Linked DNA regions of Homo sapiens: region 1 is linked to region 2. The links are chromatin loops, found by intact Hi-C in ENCODE. Cell type or tissue: MCF 10A. All regions are shown on one strand. Each heading gives the region's core, and the rest is flanking DNA. Links, peaks and the distances in the headings are about the cores only.

Evidence for each region. A loop is a pair of places that touch in the nucleus more often than their neighbours do. Peaks named below come from ENCODE experiments on the same cell type or tissue, not always from the same donor. Only the 100,000 strongest peaks of a DNase experiment are listed, where the experiment ranks them.
Region 1: a loop joins it to region 2, with 15 times the contacts of the local background. A loop is called at or near these places in 99 of 110 quality-filtered maps.

What each region holds. Positions count from the first base shown.
Region 1 is chr7:71,729,384-71,737,715 of GRCh38, forward strand. No RefSeq gene overlaps it. Among named protein-coding and RNA genes, the nearest start is that of MIR3914-1, 430 kb to the left of the region's middle. RefSeq lists an enhancer at 3,880-4,069. In MCF 10A, for the core only: CTCF peaks have their summits at 4,067 (motif pointing left) and 6,758 (motif pointing left); no DNase peak of the experiment used is centred there.
Region 2 is chr7:70,852,663-70,860,994 of GRCh38, forward strand. No RefSeq gene overlaps it. Among named protein-coding and RNA genes, the nearest start is that of GALNT17, 280 kb to the right of the region's middle. RefSeq lists enhancers at 1,065-1,234, 5,492-6,441. In MCF 10A, for the core only: a CTCF peak has its summit at 4,469 (motif pointing right); no DNase peak of the experiment used is centred there.

The DNA.
Region 1 (8,332 bases), core at 216-8,215, 880 kb after region 2:
GGATAATTCAGCTGGGTGATACACCCTTTGGCCCTTGCCTTCTCTTTTTACTGCTGCCTGGAATACAGACATAATGGCTGGAGCTGCAGCAACCATCTTGCAAACTATTTTGCAAAGATAAAAGTGGCTTTGAAATGGTGCAGTAGAAATATCAAGGCTCAGCCTGGCACAGTGGCTCACGCCTGTAATCCCAGCACTTTGGGAGGCCGAGGTGGGAGGATCACGAGGTCAGGAGATCGAGACCATCCTGGCTAACACAGTGAAACCCCGTCTCTACTAAAAATACAAAAAATTAGCCAGGCGTGGTGGCAGGCACCTATAGTCCCAGCTACTTGGGAGGCTGAGGCAGGAGAATGGCGTGAACCCGGGAGGTGGAGCTTGCAGTGAGCCAAGATCACGCCACTGCACTCCAGCCTGGGCGACAGAGTGAGACTCCGTCTCAACAAAAAGAAAAAAAAAAGAAAGAAATATCAAGGCTCCTGATGAAGCTACCATACTAACTCTGGCTTTGCCTACTTAAGAGTTTCTTTACAAGAGAGAAAAATAAAGTGGAAAATGAACCTTTGGTTTATGCCAGTCATCTGGATTTCTTCATATGCCATTGAACATCATCTTTATTGCTCCAGGAGCAGATTTCTGCTGATTCAGAAACAGTGTAGTCTAAAATTCGGGTACAATGGTTTGACCTGAAGATGAAGATGTAGTGTTGGGTGGAAACATTCCGGAGCTCATAATTTTGTAGGTGAGTTAGAAATAAATCAACCACTGCCCCACACAAAAGCCACTCACTGAAGCAGATCAAACACTCTGTCAAATCTACAGCCTGAGTAGAAGCAGGCCAGAGGAGAGAAGATTCTCCCAGGCTGTGGTTAGGCAGCATGAGGACACATGGGCCACGTACGAGATGAAAAAAGGATTGGGAGGCTGAGGTAGGTGGATCACAAGGTCAGGAGTTTGAGATCAGCCTGGGCAACATGGTGAAACCCCGTCTCTACTAAAAAAAATATAAAAAATTAGCCGGACATGGTGGCAGGTGCCTGTAATCCCAGCTACTTGGGAGGCTGAGGCAGGAGAATTGCTTGAACCCAGGAGGCGGAGGTTGCAGTGAGCCAAGATCGCACCATCGCACTCCAGCCCAGGCAACAGTGCGAGACTCCATCTCAAAAAAAAAAAAAGAAAAAGAAAAAGAAAAAGAAAAAGGAAAGAACTTCTCAGTAGACAAGTCCCTGACAATTTCAGTGTCAGGAGAGGTGACATGGAGACGAAGAACCTAGGTAGGGCCAGACTCCCTAGGGCCAATATATATTGAGTAGTTTGAGGCTAGGCCTATACTATGCATTCTAAGATTGGAGCCACCATCAGTAGATATAGCTCTCAATCTCCTTAGAAAGTAAGTGGAAACATGCGATATAATTTTCCCCAAGAGAGGCCAGGCACAGTGGCTCATGCCTGTAATCCCAGCACTTTGGGAGGCCTAGGTGGGCAGATCACTTGAGGTCAGGAGTTTGAGACCAGCCTGGCCAACATGGTGAAACCTTACCTCTACTAAAAATACAAAAAAATTAGCTGGGTGTGGTGATGTGCACCTATTATCTCAGCTACTTGGGAGACTGAGGCAGGAGAATCACTTGAACCTGGGAGGTGAAGGTTGCAGTGAGCCGAGATCTCACCACTGCACTCCAGCCTGGATGACACAGCAAGACTCCATCTCAAAAAAATATATAATAATAATAATAACTTTCCCCAAAAGAATGTGAGTAGATATCACAGGTAGCTCTTTGGGGCTGCGCTTTTGTGGGGTGACTTTGCCTTGACCACGCTCCCTTTCTCCTTCTGGGCTGGATGCAGAAAACAACAGGGCCTTAGGGGATGGTAGAGCCATAAGGGGGAAGGAATCTAAGTCCCTAAATATCTGAATGAAAGAGACCCTCCTCATTGACCTGAATACCAAACCAGGATTGTTTTGTTGAGCCATTTCATGTCTGGGGTTATTTGTTACTGCACTTTAGCCTGCTCTAGCTATAACACAACATCTTTTACATATTGTGTTAGTTATCTATTTCTGCATAATAAATTCTCCCAAAATCCAGTGACTTAAAACAACAGCATTTATCACCTCATAGTCTCTGGGGGTCATCTCCTGAAGGCAGCTTTGGGGAGTCCTTTGCTTCAGGGGCTCTCCCAGGCTGCAATTAAGATGTCGGGTACAGCTGGAGACATTTGAAAGCTCAACTGAGGGAAGATTCCTTTCCAAGATTCACGATTGTTGGGATGATTCAGTTGGCCTGAGACCCTCTGTTCTTTACTGGCTGTTGGCCAGAGGCCAGAGGCCTGAGTTCCTCACCATGTGGGCCTCTTTGTAGGGCAGCTCATGACAGTACAGTTTCATCAAAGCACGTGAGCAAGGAGCACCTTTGAGAAGAGCTGGCCCGACGGAAATCAATTTTGTGTAGCCAAATCTCAGAAGTGAAATCCCATACTTTTGCCATAATCTTTTTGCTAGAAGTGAGTCTCTCAGTTTGGCCCATCGCAAAGGGAGGGGATTATAGAGGGGTGTGAACAACAAGAGGCAGCCGTCGCTGGGAGCCATTTCAAAAGCTGTCTACAGGCAGGGCAGGACGACTCACGCCTGTAATCCCAGCACTCTGGGAGGCCAAGGTGGGCAGATTGCTTGAACTTAGGAGTTTGAGACCAGCCTGGACAACATAGTGAGACCTCGTCTCTACAAAAAATACAAAAAATTAGCCAGGTGTGGTGGCGTATGCCTGTGGTCCCAGCTACTCGGGAGGCTGAGGTTGGAGGACCGCTTGAGTCCAGGGAATCCAGGCTGCAGCGAACCATGATAGCACCACTGCAGTCCAGCCTGTGCGACAGAGCAAGACCATCTCAAAAAACAAACTAAAACAAATCAAAAACCCCACACTGTCTTCCACACATAGTAGTCTCACAAGACCCCTGTTTAGATACAAGATTTAATCTAATTTGGAGAGGCCCATTTAAACAAGGAAACAGACCCAGAGAGGTTCAGTACCTTATCCCAGGTGACTCGGGTCATTGGTGGTAGAAGGAGAATGTTCTGTGAGATGCTAGCACCTGTGGATTTGCACACCACCACCTACAATGCAGGCTGCATTGTGCCCTGTGGTGAGTCTGCCTGGAGGAGGAGTCACAAAAGGGCCTGCAGTATTTGACTATGGAAGCAATTATTAAAGAGGCTGCCCACCCACTGCAATCCCTGCGGATTCCCGGATTTCATGAGCTGCAGGGCTGGCCTCCAGCCTCAAAGAGCTGCAGGCCTAGGAGAAAATCATGAGTGTGTGTGTGTGTGTGTGTGTGTGTAACAGAGAGAGGGAGAGGGAAAAGGAGAAAGAGGCAGAAAGGGACAGGAGAGATGAAAAGAGATAAAGAGATACAGAGAAACAAGTACAGAGTGACAGGGAGAAATAAATAAGGAATTAGAAAAATAGAGACAAGAGAGAAATATTTACAGAGAAAGCCAAAGAGAGTGGAAGGAAGGGAGGAAGGAAGGAAAGATAAAAGAGGGAAAGAAGGATAAAAAGAAAGAAAAGGGAGAAGGAGAAAGAAAAGGAAGGAGAGAGGAAAGTAGGAAGGAAAGAGGGAAGAAAAATGAAGGAGGGAAGGAGGGAGGGAGGGAGCAAGGGAAGGAGGGAGGGAAGGAGCAAGGGAAGGAGGGAGGGAGGGAGCAAGGGAAGGAGGGAGGGAGGGAGGGAGAGGGAGACACAGGGAGTGCCAGTCTTGCAAGGGAGGGGTGCGGGCTGGCTCTCCCAGCACCTGCAGGCGCAGCGCCCCCGCTGGAAATCTGAACTGCATTCTGGTCGTGGCTTCCCCCTAATGTCCTACCTAACCTGTTGAAGGGAATGCAAATTTTAAGGTATACAGCGACAGCAAGCTGTGAAGCGGCCTAGGCTGCCCAAGGCTAGGTCTGGCCGGGTGTTTGGAGCACCCGCAGGCCCCCCGAGGAGGGAGGCGCCCTGAGCAGGTGTCTGCTCCTTGGACGTCCCGCGCGGGAGCTCAGCTGGGAAGCCGGGCTCTGAAGACCGATGCTCTAGCGCCCCCTGCTGGCGCCTGGCCTTGATTCCGCTGCTTCCTTTCCCCTGAAATGAAGGAAAGCAGGAGGGTTGTGAGGCTTCATTGATTTCTCCCCGGCGGAGCAGCGATGCGGATGGGGATGAGGGGTGGTCAGAGGAGACCAGAGCTAGCGAACACGTTCCCTTCTATGACCTGGCCTGTGCTGCGACGCATGGTACCAGCCCTGGGTTGGCCTTGTACCTCCAGGCATTTGGGGGCCTTCCAGAGGCAGGAGGACGGCTTGAAACCAGGAGTTCCAGATCAGCCTGGGCAACATAGCAAGACCCCATCTCTAAAAAAAAAAAAAAAAAAAAAAAAGAATTATCTGGACATGTTGGCCCACCTGTGGTCCCAGCTACCTAGGAGGCTGAAGTGAAAAAATGCATCACTGTAAAAAAAAATCTAGAGTTTAAGACTGTGAAATGTTATTAGTCCTTTCTCACACTGCTATAAAGATATTACCCAAGAGGTGGGAGGATCACTTGAGCCCAGGAGTTCGAGGTTGCTGTGAGCTATGATGGCACCACTGCACTCCAGCCTGTGAGACAAAGTGAGAACTTGTATCTTTTCAAAAAAAAGAAAGAAAGAAAATAAATAAATAATGTATACTTTATTAGAACTATATGTACTTTTGATTAATGCATTAAATAGACCATAAGTGATGGGTCTACTCGCTATAATTTCAAAGTTGTATGAGCATCAATGTTATTACAAGATTTCTGCAGCACCTATAATTTGACAAAAAATCTGTGATTTCTGTTGGTGACAAAAGGTCAGGTTCTGTTTTGTCTACAGTGGTTTGTTGTTTACATTCATAATTAAAGGAAATGTTATCTTTCATTTAGAGGTAAACGAAACAAAGGGAATAATTTTCCCATCCAAGCTCATAGATTCCCTGAATCCTACACATGAAGCCCTGATGAGTCCCATGAACTTGTTAAGCTGCAGAGGGCTGGGCACCATGGCTCATGCCTATAATCCCAGAGCTTTGGGAGACCAAGGTGAGAGGATCACATGAGGCCAGGAGTTCGAGACCAGCCTGGGCAACATAGCGAGACCTCATCTCTATTTTTATTTTTATTTTTATTTTTATTTTTATTTTTAGAGACGGAATCTCACTCTGTCTCCCAGGCTGGAGTGCAGTAGTGCGACCTCGGCTCACTGCAGCCTCCGCCTCCCGGGTGCAAGTGATTCTCCTACCTCAGCCTCCTGAGTAGCTGGGATTACAGGTGTGCGCCACCATGCCTGGCTAACTTTTGAATTTTTAGTAGAGATGGGGTTTCACCACATTGGTCAGGCTGGTCTCAAACTCCTGACCTTGTGATCCACCCGCCTCGGCCTCCCAAAGTGCTGGGATTATAGGTGTGAGCCACCGTGCCTGGCCTTTATTTTTAAAAAATAAATAAAATTTTAAAAATAAAAGAAGCCGCCGAGGTAGCGTTCTTGCTCACATCTTACCTTGCTAGGGCACAGCAAGATGTCAGACACCATCCTCAGAGGTGAAACCCCCAAAAGTATTAAAGGCAGGTAGCAATTCAAAGTATGGATCCCCTGGTCACTAAGAATAGTAACAGTAATCCATTTTTAAAGAATAGCAACCAAAATGCCTTACATGCTGGATACCATGCAAGGGACTTTATCTCATTCCATCTGTCCACCCCAGACCTCTTAACTATCCCAGGTAACCTGACGATATCCCAGGCTCATTTCCTGGGTTATCACAGCCACCTTTCATACCTGGGTCCCTGGAGGGGGCTCAGGTCAGAAGAGGGTATGAGAGCCTGTTTGTCACCTAGGATGTGCTCCAGAGTGATTCAGCCACGCCCTGGCGAAATCTCTGCAGGGGGTTTTCTAGACTCTGTCCTGATAACAGAACCCTCCCATTTTGTCTTTGCTTTCAGCTTTCTTGATTCTAAGCTTCAAATTTTGCCATATACTGGGTCAAAGGTACGTACCTGTAATCCCAACACTTTGGGAGGCTGAGGTGGGAGGATCACTTGAGGCCAGGCATTCAAGACCAGCTTGGGCAACATAGCAAGATTCCATCTCTACAAAAATAAAAAAATTAGCCGGGCATAGTGGTGTACACTTGCAGTCCCAGCTACTCTGGAGGCTGAGGTGGGAGGATGGCTTGAGCCCAGGAGTTCGAGGCTGCAGTGAGCTAGGATTGCACCAACGCACTGTAACCTGGGCAACAGAGTGAGACTCTGTCTCAGTAAGTAAATAAATAAAATAAAATAAACGCCCACCTCTGTGGTCATATCCTTCAGATACAACAGATCAAGTCTTTGGGTTGCAGAGCAAGGATCAACTCTTGTGGCTATCACGAGAGCGCTGAGGTCATGAGCCATCCAGGAGCTGGTTAACTCTGCCCATCAGGACACTCAAGCAAAGGCCAATCCTGGTGGCCCACATCCCAAAGGCAAGCATGAGCAGGGAAACCCTAATCTGCATACAATCGCTTTTACGACAGGGCTGTGTGCTTCAGCAAAACTCTAAGTTTAAATATGGCATTCAGGGCCCCATGAACACCATAGAGAGAAATCCAGAGACAAGCCACTGAGTAGAGGAGATTTGTGCATTAAAATCTTCTTGCCACCAAGGTCCTGCCTGGGTCTCTGACGGTTTCCCATCGCCTAGGTTTCTGAAGCAAGCACTGCAGCAGTGCCATCTAGTGGGCAAAAGGCAAAGTGTCACAACTGAGAGGATCCTCCAAGAGGAAACAGAAGTTGTGGAATTCAGGGGCAAGGACACGGTTGACCTAGACTCAGCTTGACTGGACTTTAGATGGGCTTCTTGACTCTCACCCCGACCTCCCTTCTCTTCTACCATTAACTTGAAGAAACACTGCCAGGCATGGGGGGTGCGTACCTGTAGTCCCAGCTATTCAGGAGGCTGAGGCGATGAGGCAGGAGGATCGCTTGAGCCCAGCAACCACAGATGACCCAATCACAGAAAAAAACATTTGCAAACTCTGGAACAACTCAATGTACTTGGCACATCCCACCAAGCAACCTTACCCCAACATCCTCCAGGACTTTTGCACTAGGGCACCCCAGTGCTTATGCTTAGAAGCCCTCCAGCCCATGGTGTCAGCAGAGTCGGGGTTAGCTTCCCCTATCATCTTGAATAACATCTTCCTTACTGGCGTAACTCTGACTCATGCAAATTCTCTTCAACATAGCTTTTCTGAGCACCCACCCTAGAGTGAGGTCCACTCCCACACCCTCAGGATGCTTCAGAAGCAACAGAGCTCCCCTTCTCCTATTCATAAGATAGACATTCTGCCTATAGCCCCTGCTCTCCCAGGCTACCCCCGCCTCCCCCCGCCTCCCCCCACTCAGGCCCATGGTACAGAAGTCAGAAGTTTACAAAGTCAGGAACACAGCTGCCCTGGGAGAAGGTTTCATTGCCTAGGTTCTCACTGATTTTTTTTCCCCTTTTCTTTTTGAAGCTTTCTTCTGGCCAAGCGTGTTGGTTCATGCCTGTAATCCCAGCACTTTGGGAGGCTGAGGCGGGTGGATCACCTGGGGTCAGGAGTTTGAGATCAGCCTGACCAACACAGTGAAACCCCATCTCTACTAAAAATACAAAAATTGGCTGGGTGTGGTGGTGGGCACCTGTAATCCCAGCTAGCTAGGAGGCTGAGGCAGGAGAATTGCTTGAACCCAAAAGGCAGAGGTTGCAGTGAGCCAGAGATGGCGCCATTGCACTCTAGCGTGGATGACAGGAGTGAAACTCAATCTCAAAAAAACAAAAACAAAACAAAAAAACCTATCTTCTCTGTTATTCATGGGATTCCCGGTAAAAGGAGAGTAGTCAAGTGTTGAGGCCATTCCCGCATCAATGACTGTAAAGGTTTCTCAGTACACACAGAGGTTACTATTCTGAAATGCAGGCAGTAGTGTGTCCGGAATTGGTGGGTTCTTGGTCTCACTGACTTCAAGAATGAAGCCGCGGACCCTCGCGGTGAGTGTTACAGCTCTTAAGGTGGCGCGTCTGGAGTTTGTTCCTTCTGATGTTCAGATGTGTTCGGAGTTTCTTCCTTGGTCTCGCTGGCTCAGGAGTGAAGCTGCAGATCTTCGCGGTGAGTGTAACAGCTCATAAAAGCAGCGTGGACCCAAAGAGTGAACAGTAGCAAAATTTATTGCAAAGAGCAAAAGAACAAACACTCCCCACTATGGAAGACGACCCGAGGTGGTTGCCAATACTGGCTCGGGCAGCCAGCTTTTATTCTCTTATC
Region 2 (8,332 bases), core at 315-8,314:
TGATGCTATTTGGTAGCATTTTGCCCAGAGTAGAACTTCTTCCAAAGTTGGAGCCAGGGCTCACAAACTCTGCCGCTGCTTAATCAACTCAGTTTATGGAATATTCTAAATCCTTTGTTGCCATTTCAACAGTGTTCACAGCATCTTCACCAGGAGCGAATTCCATCTTAAGAGACCCCTTTCTCTGCTCATCCATAAGAAGCAACTCCTCATCTGTTCACGTTTGATCATGAGATTGTAGCAATTCAGTCCCATCGGCAGGCTCCACTTCTAATTCTAGTTCTCTTGCTATTTCTACCACATCTGCAGTTCCTTCCTCCACTGAAGCCTTGAAACCCTCAAACTCATCCATGAGGGTTGGAATCCACTTCTTCCACACTCCTGTTCATGTTGATATTTTGACCTCCTCCCATGAATCCATGAATTCACAAATGTTCTTTTTTTTTGGACAGAGTCTTGCTCTGTCACCAGGCTGGAGTGCAGTGGCACAATCTTAGCTCACTGCAACCTCTGCCTCACGGGTTCAAGCAATTCTCCTGCCTCAGCCTCCCGAGTAGCTGGGACTACAGGCGAGTGCCACCACGCCCAGCCAATTTTTGTACTTTTAGTAGAGACGGTGTTTCACCATGTTGGCCAGGATGGTCTGGATCGCTTGACCTCGTGATCTGCCCGCCTCGGCCTCCCAAAGTGCTGGGATTACAGGCGTGAGCCACCACACCCAGCCCCCACAAATGTTAATGGCATCTAGAATGGTGAATACTTTCCAGAAAGGTGCTTTCATTTTCTTTGCCCAGATCTATTCAAGGAATCATTATCTGTGGCAGCTATAGCCTTATGATATGTATTCCTTAAATAGTAAGACTTGAAAGTTGAAATTACTCCGAGATCCACGGGCTGCAAAATGGATGTGTTAGCAGGCATGAAAACGACATTCAACTCTTTGTACATCTTCATCAGAGCTCTTGGGTTACCAAGTGCATTGTCAGTGGGCAATAGTATTTTTAAGGGAATCTTCTTTTCTGAGCAGTAGTTCTCAATAGGAGGCTTGAAGTGTTCAGTAAACCATGCTGTAAACAGATGTGCTGCCTTCCAGGCTTCTTTGTTCCATTTCTACAGCACAGGCAGAGTAGATTTAGCATCACTCTGAAGGACCCTAGAATTTGCAGCATGGTAAATGAGCACTGGCTTCAACTTGGAGTCACCAGCTGCATTAGCCCCCTGCTAGACAGTCAGACAGTCCTTTGAAGCTTTGAAGCCAGGCGTTGATTTCTTCTCTTTGTTTATGAAAGTTCTAGATGACATCATGTTCTAATCTCAAGCTGTTTTGTCTATATTGAAAATCTGTTGTTGAGTGTATCCACGTTCATCCATGAGTACAGCTAGAGCCTCTGGATAACTTGCTGCAGCTTCTCCATCAGCTCCCCCTTACACTTTTATGTGATGGAGACAGCTTCTTTCCTTAAACCTCATGAGCCAAGCTCTGCTAGCTTCAGACTTTTCTTCTACAGCTTCCTCGCCTCTTTCAGCCTTCCTAGAATTGAAGAGAATGAGGGACTTGCTCTGGATTGGATCTTGGTTCAGGGAATGTTGCGGCTGGTTTGATCTTCTATCCATACCACTAAAACTTTCTCCACACCAACAATACAGCTGCTTCACTTTCTTATTCATGTGTTTGCTGCAGTAGCAGTTTTAATTTCTTTCAAGAACTTTCCTTTGCAATTGCAACTTGTTTATCTGTTTGGTGCAAGAGGCCTGGCTTTCAGCTTGTCTTGACTTTTGGCCTGCCTTCCTCACTAAGCAGAATCATTTCTAGCTTTTGATGTGAAGTGGGAGATGTGTGACTCTTCCTTTCACTTGAACACTTTGATTAAACAAACAAACAAACAAACTTCAGCCGTATTAAATTTAAAGGTGTTCAATTGAGCAATGAACGATTTGTGAATTGGGCAGCCCCCAGAATCACAGCTGATTCACAGAGGCTGTAGCATAGCCACGTGGTGAAAGAAGATTTATAGAAAAAAAAAAAAGTACAGACATTGGCAACGAGGTACGGAAACAGCTGGATTGGTTACAGGTTGGCGTTTGCCTTATTTGAACACAGTGTGAACACTTAGCAGTCTACGAGTGGTTGAAGTATGGCTGCAGGGATTGGCCAAGACTCAGTTATTGTTACAGGTGCCAACTCCTGAATTAGGTTTCCCATCTCGCCTGACTATTAAGATAGGTTAGAGTTCATCCATAAGGACTCCAATATAGAAGTACGGAGTCCTTCTAGGGCCATATTTAGTTTGCTTTAACAACTTGGAGGACATTGTAAAGTTATTAGTTGGCCTAATTTCAATATTGCTGTGTCCCTGGGAATGGGGAGGCCCAAAGAAAGAGAGAGATGGGGAGCAGCTGGTCAGAGGAGCAGTCAGAACACGCATCAGTTCATTTCTCTACCTTGTAGGGTTTGTACTGCTCCAAAACAACTGCAACAGTAACATCTAAGATCACTCATCACAGATCACCATAACACATATAATCATAATGAAAAAGTTTGAAATACTGTGATGGTTACCAAAACGTGACCCAGAGATATGAAGTGAGCATGTGCTGTTGAAAAAACAGTGCCTAGAGCGTTGCTTGAGGCGGGATTGCCACAAACCTGCCATTCGTAAGGACAGTATATGCGAAGCTCAGTAAAGCCAAGTGCAATGACACGATCTGTGCTTGTACCACACAGTGGGTGGCTTGAAACAACAGACATGTGTTCTCTCACAGTCCTGGAGGTTAGAAGTCCAAAATCCAGGGGTCAGCAGGGCCCTGCTCTGTCTGTGACTCTAGGAGAATCCTTCTCTGCCTCTTCTGGGCTCCTGCTTGTGGCCAGCAATCTCTGTTACTCTGGCTGGTAGCTGTGTCACTCCAGTCCTGCCTGGGTTGCCAGATGGAGCTCTCCCTGTGTGCTTCTCTGTTTCTCTATTATAGGGACACTAGTCATATTGGAATAGAGGCCCATCCTGCTCTGGTGTGATCTCAACTTTCATTTATTTATTTATTTGCTTGTTTCTTTTCTTTTTTTTTTTTTGAGACGGAATTTCATTCCTGTTGCCCAGGCTGGAGTGCAATGGTGCCATCTCAGCTCACTGCAACCTCCACCTCTCGAGTTCAAGCGATTCTCCTGCCTCAGCCTCTCAAGTAGCTGGGACTATAGGGGCACGCTACCACACCTGGCTAATTTTTATATTTGAGTAGAGATGGGGTTTCGCCATGTTGGCCAGGCTGGTTTTGAACTCCTGACCTCAGGTGATCTGCTCGCCTCGCCCTCCCAAAGTGTTGGGATTACAGGTGTGAACCACCGTGCCCGGCCAGTTTCTTTGTTTTTGAGATAGGGTCTCACTCTGTCACCCAGGCTGGAGTGCAGTGGCACAATCATAGCTCATTGCAGCTTCAAACTCTTGGAGTCAGGCGATCCTCCTGCCTTGGCCTCTCCAGTAGCTGGGACTATGGGCATAAGCCACAATGCCCAGATAATTTTTTTTTTTTTTTTTTTTTTTGTAGAGGTGTGTCTTGCTATGTCGCCCAGGTTGGTCTTGAATTCCCGACTTCAAGCAATTGTCCTGCCTCTGCCTCCCAAAACACTGGGATTACAGGCATGAGTTGATTTACATCTTAATTACATCTGCAAAGTCTCTATTTCCAAATACTGTGTCAGTTACAGGTATGAAGACTTAGAATTTCAACTTGTCTTTTTGGAGGGCATGATTCAACCCACAGCAGATCACGAGGGGAAGGGGAGTCAGTGTGACTCTGCAGAAGATAGTGGTGTCAGCCCTTGAGGTCAGGAGTACACAGGGAGCCGGCTAGGGGGAAATGATGGGTTCCAGGTGGGGCATGTTGAGTCTGAGCTGCCGGTCCATGGAGCTTCTAGGGACAGAAGTCTAGGAGGTGGTCAGATGCATGGTCTAGAGTTCAGGGGAAAGTCAGGCTGGAGGTGTATGTTCCAAGTTCTTTGCATCTGGGTGGGTGGTAGTTAAAAATCAAAGGTGAGAAGCAGCCAGTGTAGCTGGGGAGTGCAGGAGGTCTCGAGGAGACAGAAAAACATCCCGGGGGCTGGGGGCAGCACCTGTAATCCCAGTAGTTTGTGAGGCGGAGGTGGGAGGATCGCTTGAGGGCAGGAGTTTGAAACCAGCCTGGCAACATAGCGAGACCCCGTCTCTACAAAAAAATTTTAAAAATAGCTGGGCGTGGTGGCACATAACTGTGGTCCCACCCACTTGGGAGGTTGGGGCAGGAGGATCGCTTGAGCCCAGGAGTTTCAGGCTGCAGTGAGCCATAATTGCACCACTGCCCTCCAGCCCAGGGCACAGAGTGAGACTCTGACTCAAAAACAAAACAACAGAAAACCCATAAAATTGTCCTGGAGGGAATCGCTAAGAACACCTGGAGAAAAACTGAACTCTGGCCACCAGGGGGCGCTCTGCACCAGCCCATTGGAACAATTTCCATAGGCAGCAGGTGGATAAACTTGATCAGTGAATTTAAGTTTTCTCTGTGCTCTTTTCCTGCAGCAATAGGCTTCTATGTACAAAAAGTACAATTGCAGGATTGGGTTACTGACTTGAGTGTATTTACAGAGTTATAGAAAAAGGCTGCTCAAATCTCTTTGAGGAGAATCAGTGATCTTGAGATTAGAATGGTTAAGAAAAGTTGGTTGTGGAGTTGGGAAGAGGAGATATATTTAGGCTACTCCAGGAAGAAACTCTTAGGGGGCGTATGAGCAGACAGATGACTGTTTCACTTCTCTGGAGAAATGTAAGACTCTAGATGCATTTTTTGGATTTCTAACAAGATGGTGAATGAACACAGACAACTGTCTTCCTCCAACATTTGGAGAAGTCACAGAAGGAAGAAGTGTTTTATGGATTTCAGAGTCTAATATAAAAAGAGGAGTCAGAGGAGTCAGAGGGTGGTTGGGCCCCACAGGGGAGGGAAAGGCAGCCACAGAGATTAGGGTGGGGGCCAGGGCTATTGGCCCCCCTACAGGTTAGCTAAAAAATTACTGTCACAAGGCTGATTGAGTTATCGGAGAAAGGCATACAAATTTATTTAATGTGTATACACGAGAGCCTTCAGTATGAAGATCCAGCTTCCCAATAGGTGGCAGAAGCTAATCTGCCATCTTGAAATTACAGAAAGAATCCAGACTCAGAATATGTCCAAAATAGGTTTTAGTGGCAAGACAGTTTATGGGAAGAAGAAAGGAAGAGGCTTGGCTCCAAAGGTGGCCTTGTTATGTAGATGAAGTCTCCCTCAGAGTGACTAGATAGTAAGTTTCTTTTCAAAGGTTTAAAGGTGTCAGATTCTCAATCACTCCTAGATCTAAAAAAGGCATAGAAAGGGGGACATGTGGCTATGTTAATGAAGATTCTCTACAGATGCAAATTTTCCCCACAAAGACAGCTTTGCAAGGCCAACTCTATTTGCTGGCTCTGCAGCAGCTATTTCAAGTTATGCCAAAGAAATATATTTTGGGGTAAAATATTTTTATTTTCTTCATTAGGTTGGGGTTGAGATCTTTGCTCATTTCCTTTCTCTTCCCATATTGCTTTCAGCATATTGCTCACCTCCTAGGAACTACCGCAGGGTAGAAAACAGCAGGGCCAGCCATCCCCTCATGACAACTAGAATGACAACTACAAGGATGAAGATGGTGGGGCCATGTCAACCTGTGACTCAGCCTGTGAGCCATCAACAGAGAATAAAACCCCCAACCTTATTCCCTGTTGATGGCTCGGAACTATGGTGGACTGCTGTGTGAGAGAGAAATAAGCTTCTATTGTGTTAAGTCACTTAATACATGTTTGAGTCTATCTGTTACACAGCTCAGCCTGTGCTAACCAATGCAAAACTCTAAGTTGTAAATCAAAATTAAGAATTTCTATTTAACGAAGAACTTACAGGCAGAGTTAACAGATTAAAAAATATATTTTTAACATTAAAAACAAACAAGGGATTAATAGTTATTCTAGGTAAGAAATTCCTTTCTAAATGGCATTTTTTTGTCAGAAAAAAAAGAATTTTACATAAGGTTGGAAAGAAATCCAACTAAAGCCTCCTAGAAATCCATTTGAGAAGTGGGCAAATGATAAGAATTCATTGAGGCAGAAATGCAAATGGCTAATGTGAACATGAAGAACTGCTCAACATCCCTAGTGATCACAGAATTTATAACATGAGTGAGATACTATTCACACCAATCAGATTTGGCAGATTTAGAAAGGTAGATAAAGCCAAGTGTTGGTGAGGATAGAGGAACTGGCAATTGATATGTATCCACTGTTGATGGGAGGATATCTTGATGCAGTGTTCAGGGGAGCACCCTGGTAGGAGTTACTGGAATTAAGAATGGGTAGACTGCATGCCCATCAACCCCACTGTATCTCTACAAGGGAGATCCATGTAACAATGTCATCATGGCATTGGTAGTTGAAGTGGGGAGGTAGAGAGAGCCAAATCCCCCTGTTATTAGAAAGGGGTCCTGATCCAGACCCCAAGAGAGGGTTGTTGGATCTTGCACAAGAAGGAAATCAAGGTGAATCCATACAGTAAAATGAAAGCAAGTTTATTAAGAAAGTAAAGGGATAAAGAATGGCTACTCCATAGGCAGAGCAGCCCCAAGGGCTGCTGGTTAACTATATTTAATGTTATCATTCTTTCTTGATTATACGCTAAACAAGGGGTGGTTTATTCATGAGTTTTCCTGGAAAGGGGTGGGCAGTTCCTGTAACTGAGGGTTCCTTCCCTTTTTAGACCATATAGGGTAACTTCTTGGTGTTGCCATGGCATTTGCAAACAGTCATGGCACTGCTGGGACTGTCTTTTGCGTGCTCATGCATTTTAATTAGCATATAATGAGCAATGAGGACAATCAGAGGTGACCTTAGTCGCCATGTTGGTTTTGACAGGATTTGGCTGGCTTCTTTACTGCAACTGTTTTATCAACAAGGTCTTTGCGACCTGTATCGTGTGCTGACCTCCCATCTCATCCTGTGACTTAGAATGCCTTAATTTCCCTGGAATGCAGCCCAGTAAGCTTCAGTCTTATTTACCCAGCTCTTATTCAAGATGGAGTAGCTCTGTTTCAAACAGCTCTGACACTCCTGACACAGGATTAATATATAGCACAGAACAATAAACCACGCTAAACGACAAGCAGCATTGAGTGAAACAGCACAACAAACAGAAGGAGATACTTACATAAACTGAAGATAAATGCATACACAAAACAGCAACACACACACACACACACACACACACACACACACACACACACACACACACAGAGGAACATATATCCAAAGATACATTAAACCCATCAGGATGGATGCTTCTGGTGGTGGGGTCTGGAGAGTGGGAGGGGAGTGAAGAGAGGCCACTGTCAGGCCTCTGAGCCCAAGCTAAGCCATCATATCCCCTGTGACCTGCACGTCTACATCCAGATCTCCTAAAGCAACTGAAGATCCACAAAAGAAGTGAAAATAGCCTTAACTGATGACATTCCACCATTGTGATTTGTTTCTTCCCCACCCTAACTGATCAATATACTTTGTAATCTCCCCCACCCTTAAGAAGGTTCTTTGTAATTCTCCCCACCCTTGAGAATGTACTTTGTGAGATCCATCCCCTGCCCGCAAAACATTGCTCCTAACTCCACTGCCTGTCCCAAAACCTATAAGAAGTAATGATAACCCACCACCCTTTGCTGACTCTCTTTTCGGACTCAGCCAGCCTGCACCCAGGTGAAATAAACAGCCTTGTTGCTCACACAAAGCCTGTTTGGTGATCTCTTCACACGGACTCGTGAGACAGCTACTATGTTACGTCAGAATGATTGCAAGCTGAGTGTTAGGATTGGCTTAACTTTCTGCACCCAATATCCTAAGGGAGGAAAAAACCGGACCCTCTAAGGGGAAATATTATCTGTAGGGCCTGATCCCATCATTGGACCCTTCACCCAACGCTGCTGAGTGAGTAGAGGGTTTATTTCATCCTTCCAATTTAGTGATTCAGTAGAGATTTCAAGACTCAAAGCTTAATTAACTCCATTTTAATTGAAGTCATCTTCTCAGTCATGGTGTCTGCACGCAGGACAATTCAGCTTGGCCTCCAAGTGCTTCAGTACAAGGCCCAATTTCTGGCTCAGCCATTAACCAGCCCCAAGTCAGGATAATCAGACAAGTCTTCAATTTGTGGGGATTTTATGGTTGGAATCAGGGTACTTTGACCTCTGGAAGGACAGACCTCTGAGGTGCAAGGATGTTTAATGGTTGCACAGAGAAGACAATCCTAC